Linked DNA regions of Mus musculus: regions 2 and 3 are each linked to region 1. A link is a loop called in an ENCODE intact Hi-C map of the cell type or tissue named here. Cell type or tissue: heart. All regions are shown on one strand.

Region 1 (8,000 bases):
AGAAGCTGCATGAGCCCAAGGCCAGGCGGGGGTGGGCAGCAACCATAACAGCCCTAAGGTATGGCGAGTGGCTCAGAAGTCTGGGCATGAAGCTGCTCTCAATTGAAAGTGCGAGGAGTGCATGCAGGCTGTGGAAAGGCAGCCATGGGCTGAAGCTGACCAGTTGAGGTTTGGCTCCAAACCCATTGTGTTTCTGTGCCTACAGATGGAGATGGGTGTTACGAGCTGGTGGTAGGATACACAGACCGTGTGGTGCGGGCCTTCCGCTGGGAAGAACTGGCTGAGGGGCCTGAACACCTGGCAGGGCAGTTGGTGTCCCTCAAGAAGTGGATGCTGGAGGGTCAGGTAAGAACGGTGAACAGAAAAGGCTTACGGAAAGTGGGGCCATCAGGGAAGAAAGGAAGATGTCCTTGCTGAGAGAGATCCGGGTCATTTTTGACAAGGTCCCAGTGGGGTTCTAGTAACAGGTCTAGAGTGCAAGGAATGGTGGACTGAGAATTCAGTGTGTGAGGTGTGTGGTGTGAACCAGGTCAGAGCCACTGGGCACCCAGCAGAAAGCAGATTGACTGAAGAGGGGATGGTAGCAGACAGGCATTCATGAACCGTAGAACTCCTGTCCCTGTCAGAGCTGGAGGGTAATTCTGAGAAGCCCTGCCTTTGTCTCCCCTGTTCCTAGTGGCAGAGTCTGTCTCCCTCCCTCCCTCCCTCCCTCCCTCTTTTCCATTCCTCCCTCCCTCCCTCCCCCCCCCCCTCCCTCCCTCCCTCCCTTCCTTCCTTCCTGCTTTGTTCCCACTAAGACTCTGTTCTCTGGTGCAGGTAGACAGTCTCTCTGTGACCCCAGGGCCTCTGGGTGTGCCTGAGTTGGTTGTGTCGCAGCCAGGGTGTGCTTATGCAGTTCTGCTGTGCACCTGGAACAAGGACACTGGCTCCCCTCCTGCCTCTGAGGAGGCCACAGGAGACAGTAGGTAAGGGAATGGGTGGCTGGTACATCAGTATAAGGACATGGTGGTGAGACAGATCTGCAGGTGCCAGGGCTCCACCATCTAAGTCCCCAGCCCAGCCCATTAGAAAAGGCTGTTTAGGGACAGGAGTCCTGGGCCTTTAACCTTAAAGCATGCGAGCATCTTGAACCATTCAGTCAGGTCTCAGGACTCCTTCTGGCAGCCCCATCCATTTGCTCCATGGATCTGAAAGAGTCAGGGGTGGGCTTCTGGAGTTGGGGAAGCTCCTGCAGAGAGGAACTCGGCTCCCTTGGCTTTCTGTTGGCCTAGTCTCTCTTTCACCCACAGGGAGACCCCAGCTGCCCGAGATGTAGTCCTGCACCAGACATCTGGCCGGATCCACAACAAGAACGTCTCCACTCACCTAATTGGCAACATCAGACAAGGTAAAGGAGGGAAGGAGCTGAGGGAACCAGGCAGTGCTGGGAGAAAGGAGACCCAGGACCTGCCCTCATTCCTGCCTCCATTCCCCACGTAGGTCATAACCCTGAAGGTGGTAACGCAGGCCTCTTCGCCCTGTGCACCCTGGATGGTGAGTAGTCCTAGGCTGGGTGAGGTGGGGATCTGCCTGAGGGGTCTGCACACACGCACACTCACACATTGACAAACACATACACTCACATACTCCTGTACACTCACACGCACACTCACAGCTACATTTACATACACACACACACACCTCGCCTCTCCTCCTCTAGGGACACTGAAGCTGATGCAGGAAGCAGACAAGTTGCTGTGGTCTGTGCAGGTGGATCACCAGCTTTTTGCCCTAGAGAAGCTGGATGTCACGGTGAGTGGACTTCTGCCATTTTCTGAGATTCATTTGTTTAATTATGTTCATGTATATGGATGTTTTGCCTGCATATATGTCTGTGTGCCACGTGTGTGCCTAGTACCCATGGAAGCCAGAAGAGACCATCAGACCCCCTAGAAGTGGATTTACAGATAGTTGTTAGCCACCTTGTGGGTGCCAGGTGCTCTGGGAGAAAAGCTAGTGTTCTTAATCGCTGAGCCATCATTCCAGCCCACCCCAGGAGCAGACATTTAAATCAGCTCTTCTCACATCCCAGTGAACACTGAGCCTTTTCCTCAGACCTGAGGTGAGTGTGTCTGTCACGCTCAAGTGTGCCCTCATAGCACACAATTTAGTTCTTCTCTATGAGTCTACTAGAAAATCATTTTCAGGCCTGTCAGCCCAAATAGCAGCGCTAACAGAGAACAGGCACTAGGTCTAGCCGTGGGTTATTAGTCATGAATACAGATGCGTGGTCTGTTTTGGTCTGTGCTGCTTCTCCTTGTCCATGAGTCTGTGTGATATCACTGTGGCCCCTCATTTGCCAGATGGGCCCACACTGATTATACTACCACGGGGGCAAGCCGGGTGGCTTTGACCAGAACAGACCTGTACTTGGGTTGTGATCCTGACACGTGACTTTATCCCTCTTAGCAGAAATTTCCCAGATAAAACTGAGAATAATGTTGACATCATCATAGTGTTGCTTTGAATATTAGGCAGAGTAAGTCAGTGATTGCCTGTTGCCCCCTTGGCACATGGAGAAATACCCTAATTTATAGTTTGCCACCCAGAGTCAAGTTCATGGTCCTTTATGTCTCTCCTGATGGCTTCCACTCCACCATCAGATCTTTTTTCTCGTTTCTTTTCTTTTCTGACACAGCATCTTGCTATGAGCTGTGTAGCACAAGCTGGCTTCTGCCTCTGGCCTCTGCAGCACTCATTACAGGCGTATGACACTACATCTGACTAGTCTCTTATGAAAATGGCATCCTGTCTTTGACCTTTTTCAGGGCAATGGGCTTGAGGAGGTGGTAGCTTGTGCCTGGGATGGACAGACATATATCATCGATCACAACCGCACCGTTGTGCGCTTCCAAGTGGATGAAAATATCCGTGCCTTCTGTGCAGGTGGGATGGTGGCCTCTAACTAAGCTCAGCTACTCCAGCTTAGTAAATGTGCCAGAAAGTGGTTGACTCACTCCTGTTCAATGTCGCCCTTGAAAGATGTCTTCATGCCTGAATGGGCTCCTTAGCTGTCACTAGTGGTCATGGGTGGGTGCCATGCTGCCCTCTTGACAGTTTGTTAGGAGGAAATTTTTATTTATTCTTACCTGTATGAGTGTTTGCCTGGATGTATGTCTATGTGCCGTGTCTGTGCAGTACCCACAGAGGCCAGAAGAGGGCACCATATCCCAAGACTAGAATTACAGACAATGGCTAGCTACCATGTAGATGTTAGTTAGGAATTGAACCCCAATCTATGGAAGAGCAGCCAGTGTACAGAGCCATCTCTCCAGCTCTAGCATGGTAGTTTGGAATACGAAGTAAAGCACAGTGTGGCCTCCATCTTTAAATACATAGAGGATGGGATGACTGGGAAAACATTTCCACCCGAGCATGCCAAGCTGAGGAAAACACTTCCAGGGTATTCCCCACAGTCCTCAGCTGCGGACTTTGAAAAGCAGCAGTGGCTATTTGGGTGTATCTGGCCACTAAAGTGACAATGGGCTGAGGGTGTTACTCGGTGGTAGAGCTGGCATGTACAAAGCTGTGGGCTCGGACTCCAGGACCCCACAATAAATGGAAGGAGTTGGAAAACACGCAGTTACCTGAAAGGTTGATGTGTGCCTTGGAAGAAAGGAACAGGCCTTCCTCTCTGACATCCTGTTACCTACCCCTTGCATTCGCACAGCTGCCTCTTTTATTCCAGATCACTAAGATGAGAAGACTTTGATGTCTTGTTCCTGTCCTCCTCCTGACACCAGGACTAAGCCTTGGTCTTTCTCTTCTTGCCCCCATCTCCCAGGCCAGTACGCCTGCAAAGAGGGCCGCAACAGTCCCTGCTTGGTATATGTCACCTTCAATCAGAAGATCTACGTGTACTGGGAGGTGCAGCTGGAGCGCATGGAGTCCACTAACCTTCTGAAGCTGCTGGAGGCTGAGCCCGAGTACCACCGCCTACTGCAGGAGCTGCGTGTGGGTGAGTGTCAACAGAGCCAGCGGGCCTGCGCCTGGGCGCCTGACGGCCTCTCACCAGTCTCTGCTTGGCCTGCAGATCCTGAAGATCTCCCTGCAGTCTGTACCCTGCTTCATCAGACTCTCTACCATCCGGACCAGCCACTACAGTGTACCCCCTCAAGCTTCCAGGACCCCACCTAGCTGGGCTCGACCACTTAGCTGGTGAAGGATCCTTCCGAGCCCCCAACCCTACCCCAGAGCGATCCATGACCTTGGAGGATGGGGAGTGTGTATTACAGAGGAAGGAGCAGAACTGGGTTCTCAGAGAGGATGGATGTGCCCCCCCCCCCCCCCCGAGAGCCTGTGATGAAGAGATCCATCGGTTGCCCCTCTGCTCGTGGCTCCTTCTCATGCTCCCTGCTCTCACTGCAGGAAACCGACTTGTGTGTGAGACAAGGCAGCAAACCTTTGCTATGTTCCAACACCTGAAAGGCTTCAGGCCTGAGGAACTGAGGGAGCATGGGGTGAGCCCCCCTCCCCCTGCTGAGTGCCGATTTTCACAGCATAGCTCCAGGCAGCTGACACTCGCAGTTATTGCAGGAATGAACGGCAGAGTATTTATTCTTTTAGGGTATTTTCCTGTCTCATCTTCCTGTGTTCTTCCATTTACTGAAGCAACTAGGTCAGGGCTTTCTCATTTTGTCATCATCTCTCTCTGGTTTTGTTTTTGTTTGTTGGTTTTGTTTTGTATGTCTCTGTGTGCAAAGGAGGAACCAGGGGTGTTCACACACCAGCCAAGTGCTCTGCCATTCAGCTGTATCCAGCACTGCCGTTCTCTAAAGTACCGTGCTGCTTGAGAGCCTCACCCACCTGCTTCCCAAACATGACTGCCTGTCGGAAACTAGATGCTCACAGTTTGTCTTACATGATGGTGCACCAGTGTACTCCCAGTTCTTGAGAGAAAGATCATGAGTCCAAAGCCAGCCAAGGCTCCATAGCAAGTTTGAGACCAGCGTGGGTCACATTTGGAGATCTGATCTCAAATAAAACAAAAAGGCGTTAACAATCTGATGCAGCTCTCCAATCTGGACTATAAGTGAGGCAGGCAGCTGGATCTCTGAGTTCAAGGTAGGTGGGTCTGTGTAGTTTCAGACCAACCATAGTGCGCGCACACCTGTGTGTGTATGTGTGTGTGTGTTGACTGTATTTATGACTGTGTAAGGGTGTCGAAGGCCTGGAACTGGGGTTACAGACAGACAGGTGTGATGCTGGGTGTTAAGTCTCAGATTCAGGCTCTCATGCTTGCATGGCAAATGCTCCAACCCACTAAGCTGTCTCCCCAGCCCTCGGGGCTTTTGAACTAAATGAATAGAGTAAAGGAACATGGAGAATGTCAGAGTCCAGGATTTACCTCACAGCGGAGGTAACACTTACTTATTACAACTGCTTGTATATCTGTACAGCACAACAGTGTAGAGTGTACTTCACAGGCCTGTGTTCCAGCTTGGGTGTCCTATGCCCCTGAGGGCATCGGTACTGTAAGCTCCTGGGGGTAAGGAGGGAGAGACCAAGGCAGAACACCTGCGCATAGAAACTGTGTTTATTCAGATGCAGAAGCAGGCTAAGGGCCTGCCCTGGGCTGGTCTGCCTTTAATGGAGCAGTAGGAGGCAGACTGGGAGGGACATTGTCTCAAAGCGCTGCAATGAGGGAGGAGTCAGGAAAGAGACCAGGAACCCCACTCCCAGAGCCTCTCGAAAGTGAAGAAAGTGAAGAAAGTGACACTTTCTATGCTGGTTCCTCTTTGGTCTACCATAGGCTTATAGGCTTTGTATTTAGTTCCCATGTAAGGGACCCAGTTCCCTGGTTTGGGTTAGATATATCATTGTCTCTCTTCCCCTAACCACGATTTGAGAGGCTGACCAGTCAGACACCCAGACATCTGCCACCCAGAAAGGCTACTGACCGCAGGCCCTCAGCTCAGGGGCTGTACCTTCTAGACCAAGTCCTACTTACTTGTCACCCCCACCCAGCTGTAAGCAGATGGGTACAGGATTAAAGGGGCATGTGTGAGGAAGGCCAGGTTGGGATGGGCTTCAGGCCAGTGGAGGCAGTAGGTAACTTTGACCTCTACAGCCAGGGTGAAGTCTAGAGCCCATTTGCTGGAGGTCCTTTTCTGTAAGTGACTTGGTTGTGCACTTGGGAAGGGATAAGAGAGAATGGGGAACCAGGGCCTCAGAGTCACAGATACTCTCGGTAGGAATTCCTAGGGCAGAAGGCAGCAATGAAGAAGCAGAGAGGGAGGTGGCCAACTGCGGGGTCAGGGTGGTGAGAAAAGAAATTAATGCAGTGGTCTCCAGATGCCCTGCTCAGGTAATACCCACTCCACACATTCTTCCCTAAGGCACGGTGTCGCCCTAGGGACTGGCTGAGACAGTGGTCACTGGCCAGGTTCTTGGTACAGAGGCAGGAAGGGCAGCTCCGAGAAGGGGGCTTTCAGCCGAAGCACTCCACGGTCCAGGTCAATGCAGCACTGCCGTGGGGACCGCGGATGTGTGGTCACCTCCCTGCCAGCTCATACCTGCTCCCTTCTTTCTGCCTCCCGCTGCTCCCATGGCCCTGCCCCTTCAGGGAGGGAACCCATTTAGTTTTCCTTTGGGGGATAATTAAGCAAGTTTCGAGTTTTCAACAACTCTCTCAGTCTTGCCAGCCTGATCCAGGCTTCCACCCTGAGCCTTCTACCTGTCCTAGCATTTTTGGGTCAGGCCCAAGTCTTACCTTGAGGGAGAGCAGGGTCTGCAGTCCCAGGCAAAATTCAGGGCTGTCCACATCTGCAGGAACCATTGGAAAACAAGGTTGGCTGTATGACCACTGCCGCCCTTCTCTGAGCACTCGCCCCTCTCCGGTCTAGTCCACCTCACCACCCCCTACCCCTGCAGCCGAGATCAGCAGAATGGGTAACAATATGCGAGTCCTGGGAGCTTGCGCTGACAGGAGCCGAAACCACTCAGAAGAGAGGTAGAAGAGATGAGAGGACTTACCCACCACCTGGGCCGAGCATGCCACAGTCTCCTGCCCCAGCTCTAACTCCAGCTGTTCTACCTGAGTTGGTGGCTCAGGTGCCACATCCCCACCGGGGGCTTTTGGGACCCTCTTTCCTAACCTGAAATGAAAGCAAGAGTTATAGCCACAACAGTCTCCAATTCCAGCCCCTTCCCCCACAACCCCAAGTTACAAAGCCAATGTAACCAAAAAAAAAAAAAAAAAAGTCCAGGTATAGTGGTGTGGGCCTTTAATTCCAGCACTTGGGAATCAGACAGATCACTTGCTTTGGAAGCCAGGCCAGTCTACAAAATGAGTCCAGGGCTATTACACAGAGAAACCCTGTCTCAAAAACAAACAAAATGCTAATACTGATCTAGGCTGCCTTTCCATTCCTTGAGCCAGGTAAGGTTCAGCTGTTTCCTGCCAGAGCTGCCCAACCAACCTCCCCCAGTTAAAGACGACATAATAGCTGTGCTGAGATCGTTTGTGCCATCAGGTTCACTCTCAGTTGTTGGTTTTGTTTGGGTTGGTGGGGGGAGGCTGTGGTTTTTGAAACAGTCTTGTGGAGCCTAGGCTGTCTCAGATATCTTAGGTAGCCAAGGCTGACCTTGGATTCCTAGTTCTTTACCCTCAGATGCTAGGTTTACAGACAGGAGCCACTGACAGCCATCTTCAATAGATACTTTGAAGATATTTCATCACCCCCAAGAGAAAACACCCACCCCAAACCCAATGTGGCCTGTAGTGTCAAACCCACATGCAGGAGGCTGAGATAAAAAGGTTGTTGAATTTGAGGCCAACATGGGCTACACAGGGAAACTCTATATCAAAAAACAAAAAGGGGGTGGCAAGGGGCGGAAATGCCGTCCACTGTGCACAGGCTTAGGCTGCGTTCTTACCCCAGGCGCCTGAGACATCCAGCAGAAATCTGGTTGTGCTGGGTCCCTGTGTCCACAGCCACTCGAAGCATCTGGTCCTGGCA
Region 2 (8,000 bases), 70 kb before region 1:
AGACTTTAAAAACAAAAAACAAAAAAATTAAGTCATCTAATGTTTACATTCTATTAACACACATTTTTCTAAGACACTTAAATGTACACTGGATAAGTTCAATGTCACTGCATTTAGCCACACGGCACAGCAGGGCAGGTCTCATACATAAGACATTCCTTTAGATTGATTGACAGGGTCACTCTTTCACAACCAATCATTTTCCACAATACCTTTGGTTCTCATTTTTAAACTTTGAAGAAAATCTGAGAACTGTTTTGTTGTTAAAGACAGTTAAAATTAAAGGTTTATAATTGAATATTAAAATTAGTTCTTTCAGTAGGTGTGCAACTCCCCTTGATATTTCTAACTATTCTTCTATTTAGGCTCTGAACAAGGAAATGCTTAAAAGTCGGAACCTATAGATGTCCTCAGAAGGACTCCTCCACACATGAAGAACCAAGAAGAAAGACAGCAAGATAAACGGAAGGGAATTAAAAAACCATAACATTTATATGTTGAATAAAGTTATGACATTTACATCTGTGGGTTTTTTTTTCCTTTTTGTACTTTTATCTTTATATTTATTTTCTGAAATAAGGTTTTTATTCTCTGTGGCACTTTTAACAATACCTAACGAAGTTGTAAAAAGAGAGACACTGGGCTGGAGAGGTGGCTCAGTGGTTAAGAGCACCAACTGCTCTTCCAGAGGTCCTGAGTTCAATTCCCAGCAACCACATGGTGGCTCACAACCATCTGTAGTGGGGTCTGGTGCCCTTTTCTGGCATGTCTGATAACAGCTACAGTGTATTCATATACATAAAATAAATAAATCTTTAAAAAGAGAGAGAGAGACTGGGAAATTTAAAAAAAAAAAACAAAAAACAAAAAAAACTGTTTGTTAGCCCGAAAGGACATGGAGAAAATGAACCTCGGTTTTCTAATATTGGAAAATGGCCCCAATGCTCATCAATAAGGCCATTGGTGGTCACACAAACTGTGACATGATCATACCAGGGCACTGTTGCACAATATTAGATGGTGCACACAATCTATAATCTCACCTACCTACGGTTGTTTTTCAATAAACTAAAAAAGTTCCAGATGAATAAAGAAAGAGATGGTGTCAGAAGTGAGGGTGACACAGTTGGTTTTTTTCTTTTCCAATTCACTCTTAAAACTGTTTCTAACTTTAATGTATAATTTCACTTGATGTATCTCATGAGAACACTTAAAATGCTTACAAATGAAAACAACCAACAGAACTGTGGTGATTTGTATATGCTTGGCCCAGGGAATGGCACTATTTGGAGGTGTGGCCTTGTTGGAGCAGGTGTGGGCCGTAGGTGTGGACTTTAAGACCCTCATCTTAGCTGCCAGTCTTCTCCTAGCAGCCTTCAGATGAAGATGTAGAACTCTCAGCTCCCCCTGCACCATGCCTGCCTTGATGCTGCTGTGTTCCCACCTTAATGATAATAGACTGAACCTCTGAACCTGTAAGCCAACCCCAATTAAATATTGTCCTTATAAGAGTTGCCTTGGTCATGGTGTCTGTTCACAGCAGTAAAACCCTAACTAAGACTAGAACTTTATTTTATTTACATATTTTCATGCTGAATGCGTTCCCATGTCAGAAGTTTTTGTTGCTTTGGTTGCTTCTAGAATATCTTTTCTTCTGAACAGCCTTGTCTTCCGTCTTTGGAACAGCTTGTTTGTTTTCAGTGTGGACTGTCTCCGTGTAGCGAGGCAGGGGAGCTCACTGGTGGGCTAATGGCCATCCTGGATGCTTTGTTCAGCTGGATGTTTAATGATAAAAGAATCTACACCCAAGCCCTCACGCTGAACTTTTGGTTCTCAGGCATCTTGTCTCGTTACTGTTCACTCCCAGAAGTTACTGCCTGCCTCTCAGGGAACATCATGCATAGCTACTCAGCCTGAGGCTTGGATAGACACTTAACCAGCGTGGGTTACAAAGTCCCACAGACGGACAGCAGGAACATGCAGAGACATTTCTGAGTGGGTCTGCTCATCCTCTGACATGCCACAAAGTTGTAAGCGTCAGACGAGCTCATGATTCGTGAGCTCAGCCTGACCTGAGAATGGAAATCAAGACATGAAAATTTCTAAATGCGTTTTAAGCTCTGGTGTGTAGATCAGGCACTTCCTTCACAATGCGACAGGGCACCAAGCACAAACCATAGATCTACAAATTGATTCAGGAACAGTCTGATGAAGTCACATCTCCAAGCATCAGATAACCAGAGACTTTGGTGGTGCCCTGCTGCCATCTAACCCAGCCTAGTCCAGAATTGCTTCTCCCTTTGTATCATATCTATACTGTAACGACATTTGAAACCTGCTTGGGTGGTATCAACTCAGGTCGTAGACAGCTGAATCACATCAATTTGCCCAATCCTGACTTTCTCATTTAGAGACTGTTCTGGAGAGTTCCACAATTGCGGTGTTTTTCTAAGAGAATCTGGGTGGTGCTCTAGGGCCCCACACAGTGACTGGAAGCTGAGGAACTATAGCCAGACCTCAGGTGGAAAGTGGGTCCTGCTTTAGCCTGGGCGTGCTTTGCCATCATGAGGACCCTGTTAGCAGAAGAGTGGGATACTCAGATGACAACTGACAGAGAAGGGTACACCCTAAGACCCCTCCTTTCTCCACTCCCTGTGGCCTTGGAGGAGCCTGAAGGAGGAGCAGTGCATACAGAAACCAGGAGAGAGGCTGTGTACTGTATCCGAGAATCTTGGAGTGGGTAACGGGCAGTACTGCCTTCAAATCATGGACACCTGAGAGCTAGGAAGAAATGAATCCCATTGTGGTCTGGGAAGAGATTCGGATGTCGGTGTCAGGCTTGCCACACTTCATGGTCTTCAGAAGCCAAGCTGAGTCCCAGGCACATGCTGGCCTCAAGAATGCCTTTTCGTAACAGTTATCAGCTGTCACCTCCCATCTCGAACTGAGGGTACAGAGTGTGGCACGGCAAAGTTCATTCCAGATCCTCTGTGTTCACAAACTGACATGTCAACTTTTCCGTGCTGTTCAGTGTCTGAAAACAAGCTGACTCAGTGGAGTCCCCTACAGAGAGCGGACCACAGAGGAAACCTGTTCAAATGCCCTACAGTACTTGTCTGAGCCAACATAAAGAAGGCAAGTACTGAAAATAAAGATAATTATTGCCTTCAAATCCCAGACAGCTCTGCGACAAGGCTGGGAGTACGTCCCCACCATGGTGCCATATTTGACTATGCCATCTTTGAGATCCCACTTGGGAGACCACAGTGCCTAGGGTGATCCAGGCCAGTCTCATCCAGGCTCTATTTACACAGCTGCCTCCTTCCGCAGATCTCTCTTCTCTGCTGTGAAGTCTGATAAATCAGAGACAGTCTCTCTAATAAAGACAAACCCAATAGTTCAACAGCTACTAGGGGCCTGCATGTCTAAAGGAGAGTGGGAGGTGGGGGGGAAGAAGAGGACATGGTCACCAGCATGTGTTGCCACAGCCAGTGACAAAGGCTCTTCTTTTTTGCTCTTTTTTTTTTTTAAAGATTCATTTTATTTATATGAGTACACTGTAGAAGAGGGCATCGGATCTCATTACAGATGGTTGTGAGCCACCATGTGGTTGCTGGGAATTGAACTCAGGACCTTTGAAAGAGCAGTCAGTGCCCTTAACTGCTGAGCCATCTCTCCAGCCCCGACAAAGGCTCTTCTGTCCTGCAGTTGCTAGGACAACTAGCCTCTGCCATTGAGTTTCCATTTAAAGGGATGATGGGTTCACTGGTGTCTGTCATGCAGGATGCCAGAAACACACAGCAGGAGTCTGCTCCTCCTGGCACCGTGCAGTGCTAGCCCTCGTGGGCATTGGCCCGCTGCGGCCCGCTGTGGCCCGCTGTAAGCCTTGCCATCCCTGGAGCCCTGCAGACCTGTAGATAAGACGGGGGCTAAAACTTTGAGGAGACCCTTCCTCACACCGTGTCCCATCGTTTGCCTGTCTGCTGGGGGGGAGGGGCTGGGGAGGGGTGGTTCCTGAAGGAACCGCAAACCAAGAAACGTCCTCCCAGGTGCACCCCTGCTGTGGGCCTTTCCTGTCATCCACGCGGGCAGCCAGCAGGGGGGGCAAGAGCCATTCTGTTTTCCTATCCCTGACTCCCTCCCCCTCGACCTAGAGGAAATCAGCCGCAAGGGGGAGCTAGAGGGAGACGGCTGTCCTCAGCACAGAGTCTTTGCAGGAGATTCAATTCATATCGGAAACACAGAGCCCTGACAAATTTATAATAGACCAGTTCCTTCCTCCTTCCCTGACTTCTCAGCCCGGAGCTGATCTTCATTTCACCGAATGTCTAGATTATCTCACTTTCTCCTTAAGGAAGCTGGTAGTGGGAGAGAGGGAGGGAGGAAGAGGGGGGTCAGGGGCAGGAGGAAGACCTACTCTCTGGAATTCGTTGCAAAAAATGTGAATGAAAGCCGGGCGTGGTGGCACACGCCTTTAATCCCAGCACAGTGGGAGAGAGGGAGGGAGGAAGAGGGGGAGGCAGAGGCAGGAGGATTTCTGAGTTCGAGGACTGCCTGGTCTACAAAGTGAGTTCCAGGACAGCCAGGGCTATACAGAGAAACCCTGTCTCGAAAAACAAAAACAAACAAACAAAAAAAAAAAAAGTGTGAATGACGCTTAAGGATGAAGAGGGAGGTTTCAATTTGATAGCTGTAGCGGTACGTAGGGTGCTGGGGCATTCCCCGGGATCTTCTCTCTGTATTCATGCGTTTGTTTAAAATGTCTTTGCTAGAATTAAAAAGCAGTAACCCAAGTCCTCAGGACCCGGTGAAGTATTGTCTGTGCTGAGGTACCATGGATGCAGGCTACAGCTTCAAATAAAACCTCCAGTGAACGAGCTCTGTAGCATTAAACAAGACGTCTTTTTCAGTACCCAGTCCCTCCTCTGCCCTGCTTTAAACCCTCTAACCTACACTCCGGGCAAAAATGGGTGAGAATCACGTTAGTATGTGGCTGCTTCAGTTACATGCATGGGCTGGGGGGGGTGGGGGGGGGCAGGGGGCTTGGTACACTGATGGTGTGCAAAGGAAGGGACAGTCACTGAAGACTCTGCCTCTCACCTGAGACAGGACAGTGGCGACCCAAAGTCAAGGAGAGATTCTCAGACATGACTTGAAGAAAGACTTCCCCCTTCCCCACCCCAGAAATCACTACTCAGCCACCCTCTGCTTCAGCTGGGTGAAGACCCTGGGAATTTCCTGTCACCCTGAAGCCTCAAGTGGAGTCACCTGAGGCCAGTGAGTCCGATGGCCTAGGCCCCTCAACTGTCCACCACCCATTGGCCAATTACACAGTTTTGTATCTGACTTTGTTTTTACGGTTTTTATTTGTCTGTTTGTTTTTGTATTCTTTGTTCTAAACACGATTCCTCCAAATTGAGTTAGCATCACTTCCTCAAAACACTACTGTTTAGCTTTAGGGTGGGAAAGGAAAAGAGGTTCAACCAGTGTTTTAACAGCAGCAACAGGGCCTCAGGTGGCACAGCGGGGTCTCTGAGGTACCTCAAAGCAAGCAGAGCAGGGTGTCTGCTGTTTAAGGTTTCAGACAGAAGGGAAGAAAAGTAGGCTTAGTTAATATGTGGCCTATGCTGCATGGCCAAGGTAGGGGAATAGGTCATACTTGGGTTAAATGACAGGGGTCGTCGATCTGTCTGGGTAAGGGGGTGAGGCCTAGTTAATGTGTGAGCCATTTCCGGGACAGTAGTCAGGCAGATCCTGCCACTCATCCCTGTGTAGCGGGGTGGGGGAACCTCCGTGTGTCCTTGCTCTCTTTGTAATCTTCTCTGCTTATGGCCTGGTAAACTGGAAGACTTGGGGTCTCAAGTCAGGAAGCAGTCGGCTTCCGGCTGAATTAGGGCGTCATTGGGTTAGAAGGTCTCCTTGTTTGGTAGTGGGTAGTCAGGAGACAGTCCTTGGGTCAGAGACACCATGGTATTTGAATTCCCGTACCAGGAGGACACAGGGGGACATTGTCAACTTGTGAAACCATTTGGAGTTGGATTTGTTGAATTCTGGAATAAATGAACAAGGATAATTACAGGAGTTACCAACTAAACCGGCACATCAACGGAAGCAGCAGGAAGCAACACCCAAGACTTTACTCAGCTTCCAAAAAGATACATTTGTTACTCTGTTGGACTTTTTCTGATTTGTTCAAAACAAGGAGGCAGGCTGCTTCTGAGATGGGTTAGAGGAGTTCATGGGAAGGCAAAAAAAGAGTAAAGGTCGTTTTTTAGTAGGGTTTTCAACATTGTCTGTAAAGTTAATCTCTATCAGAAACAAAGAAGCTTTTGAGTTCACACCAGGAAATCAGATTAGTCGGGATTAGCAGTTGGAGTCTTGAGTGACCTACACCAACAGGCAGAGGACCAGAAAAACTAGTTTCCTGCAGTCCTCTGTAAGGAGTTTGCCAAAGCTCAACGTCATTGTTATTCCCCAGAAGTTACTGAAAACAAGCTCTTAACGATGGTGAGGTGGCTCAGCAGGTTAAGAGCACTGCTCTTCCAGAGGTCCTGAGTTCAATTCCCAGCAACCACATGGTGGCTCACACCCATCTGTAGTGGGATCCCGTGCACTCTTCTGGTGTGTGAGGACAGTTACAGTGTACTCATTATAAATGAAATAGATACATCTTTAAATCTGTATCCAGTGAAAAGAAAACAAGCTCTGACTTAGGGAAAGAGGCCGGGAGGGATCTGGGCAAAGGGAGCTGGGAGGAGTGGGGTGGGGGGGGGGGTGTTCAGGATGTACTGTATAAGAGAAGACTATTCTCAACAGAGAGAGGGGGGCTGTAAATATTTTCATGTGAGACTTGCTGTAGTGTGGACAGCTGTGATGGGTGAATCGGCCATCTGTGCCTACCAGTTACACTGTGGCTGTAGCAACATTTTTATTCTCTGTATAACAGCCAGGAAAAAAAAAAAAGCTTTATAAATAAAATCTGGACATGTTGGGCCTCTTTTTTTAAAAAAAATGTAAAGGCCAGTTGAACACAAGCTCACTCATCTCTGCCTGTTTCGTGGTCCCAGCGACACAGCTGCCTCTAGGAATTCCCCACTGCCATCACCACCATGAAGCACTGGGTCCCTTCAAACCGTGAGCCAAAACAGACCTCTCCTCCACTCTATCAAAGCCAGAAGAAAAGCAACACTTTGGGAAATGAAAAATAATAATATACCTGAGGAAACACCCCATGTACCGTTGGGTTAGGGAAAAAAAAGTCATTCCACACTATTACCTTGGGAAAGACACCTATTTGCAGCTGCCCCCACAGAACCCCTGAGACCACATAACTCACACCCAACTCAGCAAAGCACTGTCCACCAGATCTAAGTATGCATAGCCTGCTAAATGCTAGACAGAGACACAGGAAAGACAGGACACATCTGGAGCCAGAGAGCCTCGTGTGAGGACGGTTGCCAGGGTGTAACCTCTCCTGCCCTCGGGACCCCAAGGACTGTGGTGCTGCTGCCACTCACTAGGAAACGCTCCATGTTTTGTCCAGAGCTTCTTGTAGAACAACCCTCCACTAAGCTCCCCCAGGGAGGAGGAGTACTTAAAAATGGAAAATACTGTAGAAGCTTAATTTCCTCAACTGGATAAAGGTTCATGCTCAGGTTGGGATCCCTGAGATACCTGGCCCTGTGTATGTATGTGTGTATACATATATGAATATGTATATATATACATGTGTGTGTATGTGTGTGTGTGTGTGTGTGTGTGTGTGTGTGTGTGTGTGTACGTGTATATTTCACCTCCCTCACATGCGGTCTTTGTGCACAACCAGCACAGGGTTGAGCAACACCCCAAACTAAGGGACCAGGCATATAAGCACTGAAGACCAGGGGCCTGACCGCTCCCTCAGGGCTCCAGATCCAGGAGATGGACCGAACTTTAGAAGTGTGTTCTGCCTCGATAACGAGAAGCACCACACGCATGGTTTTCCATCCTGGGGTCCATGC
Region 3 (8,000 bases), 91 kb after region 1:
CACTGGACTATAACTACCCACTGTGCGCACTTCAAGCCTTCGCCATCGGGCTGTCCAGCTTTGACAGCAAGCTGGCGTGTGAATGAGAAGCAGCAAGCAGGGGATTTCTTCACCACAGAGCCTTCAAGAGCAGAAAGCTGCTGCCTCTGCCCCTGCCCCTGCCCCTGCCCCTGCCCCTGCCCCTGCCCCTGCCCCTGCCCCTGCCCCTGCCCCTGCCCCTGCCCCTGCCCTAGCACAAGAAGAGCAACATTCTGCCCCTCTGGTGAATGATCCAGTGTGTGTGTGTGTGTGAATGTGCATGTGTGTGTTTGTTTATACATGCATACACATTCACACATGGATGCATGCTTCCACGTACTCGTTCATGCCTTCTCTGAACTTCAGAGACCTGGTCATAGATTACAACTTCTCATGTGTGAGAGATGGCTTAAAGCACAGGGAAGTAGACACCCAGGCACACTGGTGTCTCCTGATCGCACAACAGACTCTGTGTGGTGAGTGTAGCTTTCATGTGCTCGGGCACTTCCAACAGAATCAGGTTCTAATGATTTAATACTTGGGCCTCCTGTTTTGAAGGCCCTTTCAAAAGGGGGCTTTTCCCTTGGATGCCTTTAGCCCAGGAGCCTGCAGCCTTCCTCAGCCAATGGTCTGATAGTGTCTCTTGCACTGACCCCAGTCAGGTCCTTTAGCACAAAACAGCCATAACTAGTTGGTGCACAAAGAGTGTAGCTGTGTCCCAATAAAACTTTATTTACAAAGTGGGCATTGGCCTAGTTTGGCCTGTGACTCTGGTTCGCAGGCCTGCCTTGGCTGTGTCCCTGTCCTCCAAGGCTGGAGCATCTTCCAGGCTAGATGTGGAGAGGCGGGGGGTGGTTTACTTTTCAGTAGCAGCAGACTGACATTTTATTTTTATTTTTACTTTATTTTTTTTTCCCATGGATCTCTGTGTAGCCCTGGCTATCCTGGAACTTATTCTGTAGACCAGGCTGGCCTCAGAGATCCACCTGCCTCTGCCCCCCAAGTGCTGGAATTAAAGGCTTACACTACTGTGCCTGGCCATAGACAGACTCTTAAGAGGAATTCTTGCCGAATCTACTCTTGGTAGCTTTTGCCTCATGGAGATTATGGCTGCAGAGTGTCATATATCATCTTGGGACATGTGACACTAGTTTGTTCGTGGGTCTGAAAGGCTCTGCTGTCCCCAGCCTGCCTCTTGCTTATTCTCAGAGTAGGTTGGTGGGCAGCCATCTCAGAAGCATGACTGTGGCCAGATCTTCGGAATCTTTGCTCTCTGGAATCTTAATCTAGTGTCTCCTTAGAGGCAGCAAGAGTCTTGGTGAGGAGGTCACCTCGCCGACACTCCACAGGCTTTGCCTGTCAGCTTTGTCCTCCAGCCTCGAAACCTGGCCCACACCAGTGGAGACACTGCCCTGCATGCTGAGTCTTTGAGATCTTGAACATCTCGAACATCTCCCAGCGAATCATGACAAATTCCTCAAGGTCCCCAGCCTACAGTGTACCTGAACTTAAGAATTCAAAAACTTTGGGTCTACATTCAGTGGTCCCCCACTCTCAAACTGGCAACTGCTCCGTGGTTTTTCCTGTATGGAGGAGGTCCCTGCATCCCTGCATCCTGTTGCTCCATGCTCACAGCTGTGTGACGACTACAGCGTGAGATCTGGGAGGTGAGACCTGTGCTAAGGCCAGTGTCTTGCCTGTCCCTTCAGATGTCACTGTCTCTGCCTCTGGCAGGCGTCCCATCAAGTGCCTTGTTCATAAATGTGCTCTGAAACCTGACACACCTCTGCTTTCCCAGACGAGCCACCTTTGTTGAGTGAAAACTGCTCTCTGTCTCCACTTGAAGGGGGTGGGGCTATGACTTTCTGCCCAGCCTAGAGAGCTGTATACTCCCATTTCATGGACTCTGCTTGAGTGTGCAGGTTTTACATGAATTCTATTTATACCTTTTGTATGCCACATAAATAAAGATAATTTATATAAAGATGTCGCTTTCCCAGAATACCATCCCTTGGGTTTCTCCTGTTGTGTTCTTTAAGCTCTTTGAGCCAAGTAGCAGCAGAATTGGGTCTTTGGGGTGGAGGTGGGGGCACCACAGACTAAGAACCCAGTTTAGGAGGCAGCATAAAAGTGTCATACTCACGATCTTGGAGCTCTGCATGAATTGTGGAACTCAGCAGACTGCACTAGGGGCCCAGGATGGCCAGGCCAAATCATCTTGGACACTGGTCAGCCTCCTGGATCTAACAGTAAAACTGTGTGTGTGTGTGTGTGTGTGTGTGTGTGTGTGTGTGTTAGGATCTTGTGGCTATTCAAGGCTATACTGGAAAGCAGCCCAGGCTGCCTTTGAACTCACACCCCTCCTACCTCAGCCTCTAGCACTGAGACTAAGAGCTCTGTGCACATGTAATGGACTGTGTCACCTGATATTGATACGTGGAGAGAAAGTCTGCACTCACAGACCTTTCTAAGCTTTTACTCCTTGTTCTGGCTGGTTTTGTGTGTCAACTTGACACAAGCTAAAGTTATCACAGAGAAAGGAGCTTCAGTTGGGGAAATGCCTCCATGAGATCCATCTGTGGGGCATTTTCTCAATTAGTGATCAAGGGGGAAGGGCCCCTTGTGGGTGGTACCATCCCTGGGCTGGTAGTCTTGGGTTCTATAAGAACAAGCCAGGGGAAGCAAGCCAGTAAAGAATATCCCTCCATGGCCTCTGCATCAGCTCCTGCTTCCTGACCTGCTTGAGTTCCAGTCCTGACTTCCTTGGTAATGAACAGCAGTATGGAAGTGTAAACTGAATAAACCCTTTCCTCCCCAACTTGCTTCTTGGTCGTGTGTTTGTGCAGGAATAGAAACTCTGACTAAGATACTCCTGTTAGCAATAAAGACAAAAAAAAAAAAAAAAAAATCAAAAGCCCCAGCTGAGAATTTAGTTCCTAATAGCCTGATTTTTTCTTTTGCATAATTTTATATGACTAAAATTGTATTATGACCTTTGGGTTGTTGTTTGGTTGGTTTTTTTTGGGGGGGGTGTGGAGGCAGGTCTCAGTAATTTTTTCTGTATGGGTTGTTTTGTTTTTTTTTTTCCTGCACGTGTTGTGCACATGTGTGTCTGGTGCCCACAGAGAAGGTAACAGGGCATTGACTCTGCTTTACCTGGAGTTCCAGGTGGTTATATGCTATTGTGTGAGCACCAAGAATTGAACCCTGGTTCTCTGGAAGAAGAGCAAATGACCACTGAGCCATCTGTCCAGCCTCTGCCTCAAGTGCTGAGGTCCAAATCCTTTTGTAACGTTTTACCCTACATTCCGTGATAGAGACTTTCCTCTTCTGGTGCTGGGGATGGAGCCCAGGGCCTCGCACATGCTCAGTCGCACTCTTAGCCCCATTTTAAAGCAAGTCACTGAGCATGGTGACGTGCCTGCCGTTCCAGGCTTGGGCTGCTGAGTGAGGAGGCTCTCGAATTTGAGACCAGCTTGGGCTACGTAGTGAGGCGCTGTATGAATTTTTCTTCCTTTTTAAAGACAAGGTCTTTATATGGCATACAACTAGTCCTAGCTGGCTTGAAACTCACTGTATAGACTAGGCTGGTCCTGAACTCAGAGATCCTGCGACACTGCCTCTTGAGTGCTGGAATCAGAGGTGTGCCCCACTGTGTTCAGCCTCTGATTTTTTTTAAAGATAAAGTTTCATGTTGCCCTAGGCTAGCCTGTATCTATGTAGTTGAGGAAATACCTGACAAGTAACCCGTTTTGTAGGTGGCTGTGTTGTGTGCACATGTGCATGTGTGTGAAGGTACACATGCATGTGGAGACCCGGGGTTAACCTCAAGGGTCACCCTTAGGTGATCTTCTCATTTTCTGAGAAAACGTCTCTGTCCTGAGGTTAGGCTAGGCTGGGTGGTCAGTTGTACCAAGGACTAAGCTGGCTGGCTGTTATCACCAGGGATTAGCCTGTCTTTCTCCCAGAGCTGGGATTGCAAATTTCAAACCAGACTGGACAGGTCTTCGTGAGTTTGAGGCCAGCCTGATCTGTATAATAATAAGTTCTAAAACAGCCTGAGCAACGTACAGAGACTCTGACTTGAAAACAAAGAAGCCGGGCAGTGGTGGCGCACACCTTTAATCCCAGCACTTGGGAGGCAGAGGCAGGCAGATTTCTGAGTTTGAGGCCAGCCTGGTCTACAGAAAAAACCCCAAAAACCAAACAAAGAAAACAGGCATTTTCATGCTTGCATGGGTAAATACTTTTATCAACTGAGCCACCCTCTGGTCCCTGTGCCCGAAAATAAGTGTCTATTCTACTAATTATGTCACAGATTAGGTTGACACTTGCCATGTAATTTTCTAAGGGTGCAGAGACATCTTGGTTCACAGAGGGAACACTGGAACTCCTTGTCCCCAGACTGGTTCCTTCAGAAAGAATGGCCTTTTTTTGGTTTGCTGTTAATTTTTTTTTAATCCTCAGTATTGAAGAGCAACAAGGTACCCCCACATGCTTGTAATGCCAGCACTCCTAGCCGAGGCCAGAAACCTTTAATGCAGATCTGGTCTACACAGCCAAACTAATAAGACTTCGGAGAGTAAGATGTGTTTGGCGCCACCCTGTGGACAATAATTTGCATTACAAGTTCTTAGGACCTATATTACAATTCTCTCAAGGTATGAAAACTCTAGTGTGGTGGTTTGTGTATGCTCGGCCCAGGGAGTGGCACTATTTGGAGGTGTGGCCTTGTTGGAGTAGGTGTGTCACTGTGTGTATGGGCTTTAAAACTCTTGCCTAGCATCCTGGAAGCAAGTCTTCCACTACCAGCCTTCAGATGAAATCTCAGCTCCTCCTGCACCATGCCTGCCTGGATGCTGCCAAGCTCTCGCCTTGATGATACTGAACTGAACCTCTGAACCTGTAAGCCAGCCCCAATTAAATGTTGTCCTTATAAGAGTTGCCTTGGTCGTGGTGTCTCTTCACAGCAGTAAAACCCTAACTAAGACAACTAGCTAAAAAAAATTGTGTGTGTGTGAAACACATACACACACACACACACACACACACACACACACACACACACACACACACACACGGAGGGGGTGGGGGAGGGGAGGGATTGAGTCTTGGTAGGCAAGCTTTCTCCACTAAGCTACATTCCCCATTCTGGCTCGGAGAGATGGCTCAGAGGCCGAGTCTAACCTCTAGCACTTACGTGATAGCTCACAACCATCTGTAACTCCAGTTCCAGGGATCAACCCCCTCTTCTGACTTAAGCAGTCACCAGGAACACACATGGTGAACAGGCAAATTGACGAACCAGCCTGCCTCCATCTTAGGCTTAAAAGCCATCTTATAGTAAAGACGAACAAGGCTCATGTCGGTTTGTGATTAAACCTGTTTCTCAAGGATTGGGCTATGTCCCACCTGTGACCTTAACTACAAATGGTTTTGTACTACCTGTCCCAGGACACAGTAACCATGTCTTTGTTTCAATATATATAACCAATTTACAACCCAATTTGTTTGGAAAGGTTGTTATGACTGCCTTGCAACATCCCCTTGCCACCATGGCTGTTTCAGATGGTCATCATGACTAAGTTGCCCTGCTCTGCTCTGCTCTGCTCCCATAACCCATAACTTGCCTATTTTGCCTGCCAAGTCCCCCATTTGGAAACCCCTACCCCTGATCTATAAAGACCACATCCAATGCTGATGTCTGGAATTCTGCCTTAGGGGGAAGCAACCTGTGTACACCAATAGAAACGTTTTCTTTGATTACTTACTTGCTTTAATTAAAGAATTTGGCCGTGATTTGTGTCCGTGGTCTTTCTCCTCGAATTTTTGGGATTAAAATATATGCAGGCAAAACACCCATACACCATCTTTTGTTTTGCATTTCAAGACAGGGTTTCTCTGTGTCGCCCTGGCTGTCCTAGAACTCGATCTGGAGACCAGGCTGGTCTCAAACTCGGAGATAACCCTGTCTCTGCTCCTGAGTGCTGGGATTAAAGGCGTGCAACCACTACTTCCTGCCTTTACACACCTTTTCTTAAAAATTATATCTTATGCCAGACATGGTGGTGCAAGGCTTTAATCCCAATACTTGGGAACCAGAGACAGGGTTATCTCCGAACTCATAGCTCTGTGAGTTCAAGGCTAACTTGGTCTAAATAGTGAGTCCAGGACACAAACAGTACTACATAGAAAGACTCTATTACAAAACACACACACTGAGAGAGACTGAGAAAGAGAGAGAGAGAGAGAGAGAGAGAGAGAGAGAGAGAGAGAGAGAGAGAGGGAGAGAAAGTAAATGATCTTTATACAAAAGAAAATTATCATGGATGCATCTGGGTAACTGTGAGTCCTGACCCTACCTCCCATGTGCCCATTTAAAATGTTTAAGATTCTCTACTTTCAATCCAAGAAAAGCAGCCCTGACCTTAACTGACAATTTTACTGTTTCATCTCACTAATCTCACTATGGAACCCTGGCTGGTCAGGAACTCACTATGCAGACCAGGCTGGACACAACTCATGAAGATATTCCTGCCTCTGCCTCTTGCGTTCTGGGTTTTAAAAGTATGTACCACCAGACGTGGTGGCACACGCCTTTAATCCCAGGATTTGGGAGGCAGAGGCAGGTGGATTTCTGAGTTCGAGGCCAGCCTGGTCTACAAAGTGAGTTGACAGCCAGGGCTATACAGAGAAACTCTGTCTCAGAGAAAAAAAAAAAAAAGTATGTACCACCATGCCCAGTTTAATGGACATTAAAAAACAAACAAACACACACTTTTAAAGCATGTGACCCAGGACATGGTGTCCAGCTCAGCCCCAGGCTCCTTCCATGCTGCCTTCCCACACAGCAGGCCTGGGCAGGAAAACTGGCAGGTACAGAGGAGACTGGTTTTGTTTTCTTTTTAAAATCCGTGGTGTTGGGGTAGAACCCAGTGCCTCTGAAGTGGAAGGCAGGTGCCCTTCAACTACACTACATCCCCAGGTCCTTGGCACCTGGGTTTGGGATTTCTACCTTTTGGTTAGGTGGGCTCTATCACTTCTAGGCTAGAGGGTCAGAGAGCAAATGACAGGAGGGGGAGGGAGGCAAACTCACCTCCAGCCCAGGAAGCAGAAGAGAGGGGAGTGAGCCAGGTCCTCCATCCGCCCTGGAAGGTGTACCCCCAATGGTCTAAGGGTCTCCCATCAGACTCCACCTCCTTACTCACCTCCTTACTCACCTCCTGATTGCCCAAGCTGGAGTTAGCCTTTCTATACAAGGCTCTTTGAGCACCCGTCAGCATCTGAATTGTAGCGGTGCATGGGAGTCTGCCTGGCCTGTGACCGCCTCTTAGACTCATCTGTAGTTTACAGAGTTCCCGGAGACTCGGGACAATCTGCATACTCACATGAGTCCCGTGATCCTCCAGCACTTCTAGAATGATGATTAGCCGGCAGTTCTACTTGTAAGCTGGGAGCAAGAAGGCTAGTTTGAAGAGGGAATAAGAGAGCTGGCAAAAAAAAAAAAAAAAAAAAAAAAAAAAAAAAAAAAAAAAAAAAAAAAAAGAGCGGGAATTCGATGCTGTTAAAGGTGAGGGCTGGAGCCGGGCGTGGTGGCACACGCCTTTAATCCCAGCACTCGGGAGGCAGAGGCAGGCAGATTTCTGAGTTCGAGGCCAGCCTGGTCTACAAAGTGAGCTCCAGGATAGAAACCCTGTCTCAAAAAAAAAAAAAAAAAAAAAAGGTGAGGGCTGGCTAGATGGCTCAGCAGGTAAGGGGGCTTGCGGCCAAGCCTAACACCCCCAAGTCTGATCCCTGGGCCAGTTCCCAGCGGTTGTCCTCTGATGGCCATCGGCACAAAAGAAAACAAAATGGTAAATTGTTAACTGTTGCCTGGTTTTCCTTTTGGATTATTTTACATTATGCTAAACCGGGTATGTTAGGTATTAAGAAAGTGTCTTGGTCACCTTTTCTGTTGCACCAATAAAATGCCCAGATAAAGC

The links. Peaks named below come from ENCODE experiments on the same cell type or tissue, not always from the same donor. Only the 100,000 strongest peaks of a DNase experiment are listed, where the experiment ranks them.
Region 2: a loop joins it to region 1, with 5 times the contacts of the local background. A loop is called at or near these places in 4 of 42 quality-filtered maps.
Region 3: it touches region 1 in a loop (8-fold over the local background); 26 of 42 quality-filtered maps call a loop at or near these places.

What each region holds. Positions count from the first base shown.
Region 1 is chr6:128,406,490-128,414,489 of GRCm38, reverse strand. Nrip2 (nuclear receptor interacting protein 2) reads right to left here. Exons shown (of 6, transcript NM_021717.2): 3 at 7,918-8,000; 4 at 7,015-7,136; 5 at 6,752-6,804; 6 at 5,555-6,506. The coding sequence ends at 6,414. Itfg2 (integrin alpha FG-GAP repeat containing 2) reads left to right here. Exons shown (of 12, transcript NM_133927.1): 5 at 206-345; 6 at 817-965; 7 at 1,290-1,387; 8 at 1,480-1,533; 9 at 1,700-1,791; 10 at 2,808-2,925; 11 at 3,824-3,997; 12 at 4,073-5,046. The coding sequence ends at 4,176. Among named protein-coding and RNA genes, the nearest start is that of Nrip2, 11 kb to the right of the region's middle. In heart, no CTCF peak of the experiment used is centred here; a DNase peak (open chromatin) is centred at 3,179.
Region 2 is chr6:128,476,092-128,484,091 of GRCm38, reverse strand. It overlaps Pzp (PZP, alpha-2-macroglobulin like), which reads left to right. Exons shown (of 36, transcript NM_007376.4): 36 at 366-525. The coding sequence ends at 388. All of the region lies in intron 2 of Gm10069 (predicted gene 10069), which reads right to left. Among named protein-coding and RNA genes, the nearest start is that of Gm10069, 41 kb to the right of the region's middle. In heart, no CTCF peak of the experiment used is centred here; a DNase peak (open chromatin) is centred at 4,141; H3K4me3 peaks cover 794 bases.
Region 3 is chr6:128,315,165-128,323,164 of GRCm38, reverse strand. It overlaps Tulp3 (tubby-like protein 3), which reads left to right. Exons shown (of 11, transcript NM_011657.2): 11 at 1-2,004. The coding sequence ends at 86. Among named protein-coding and RNA genes, the nearest start is that of Tead4, 18 kb to the right of the region's middle. In heart, a CTCF peak has its summit at 4,616 (motif pointing left); no DNase peak of the experiment used is centred here.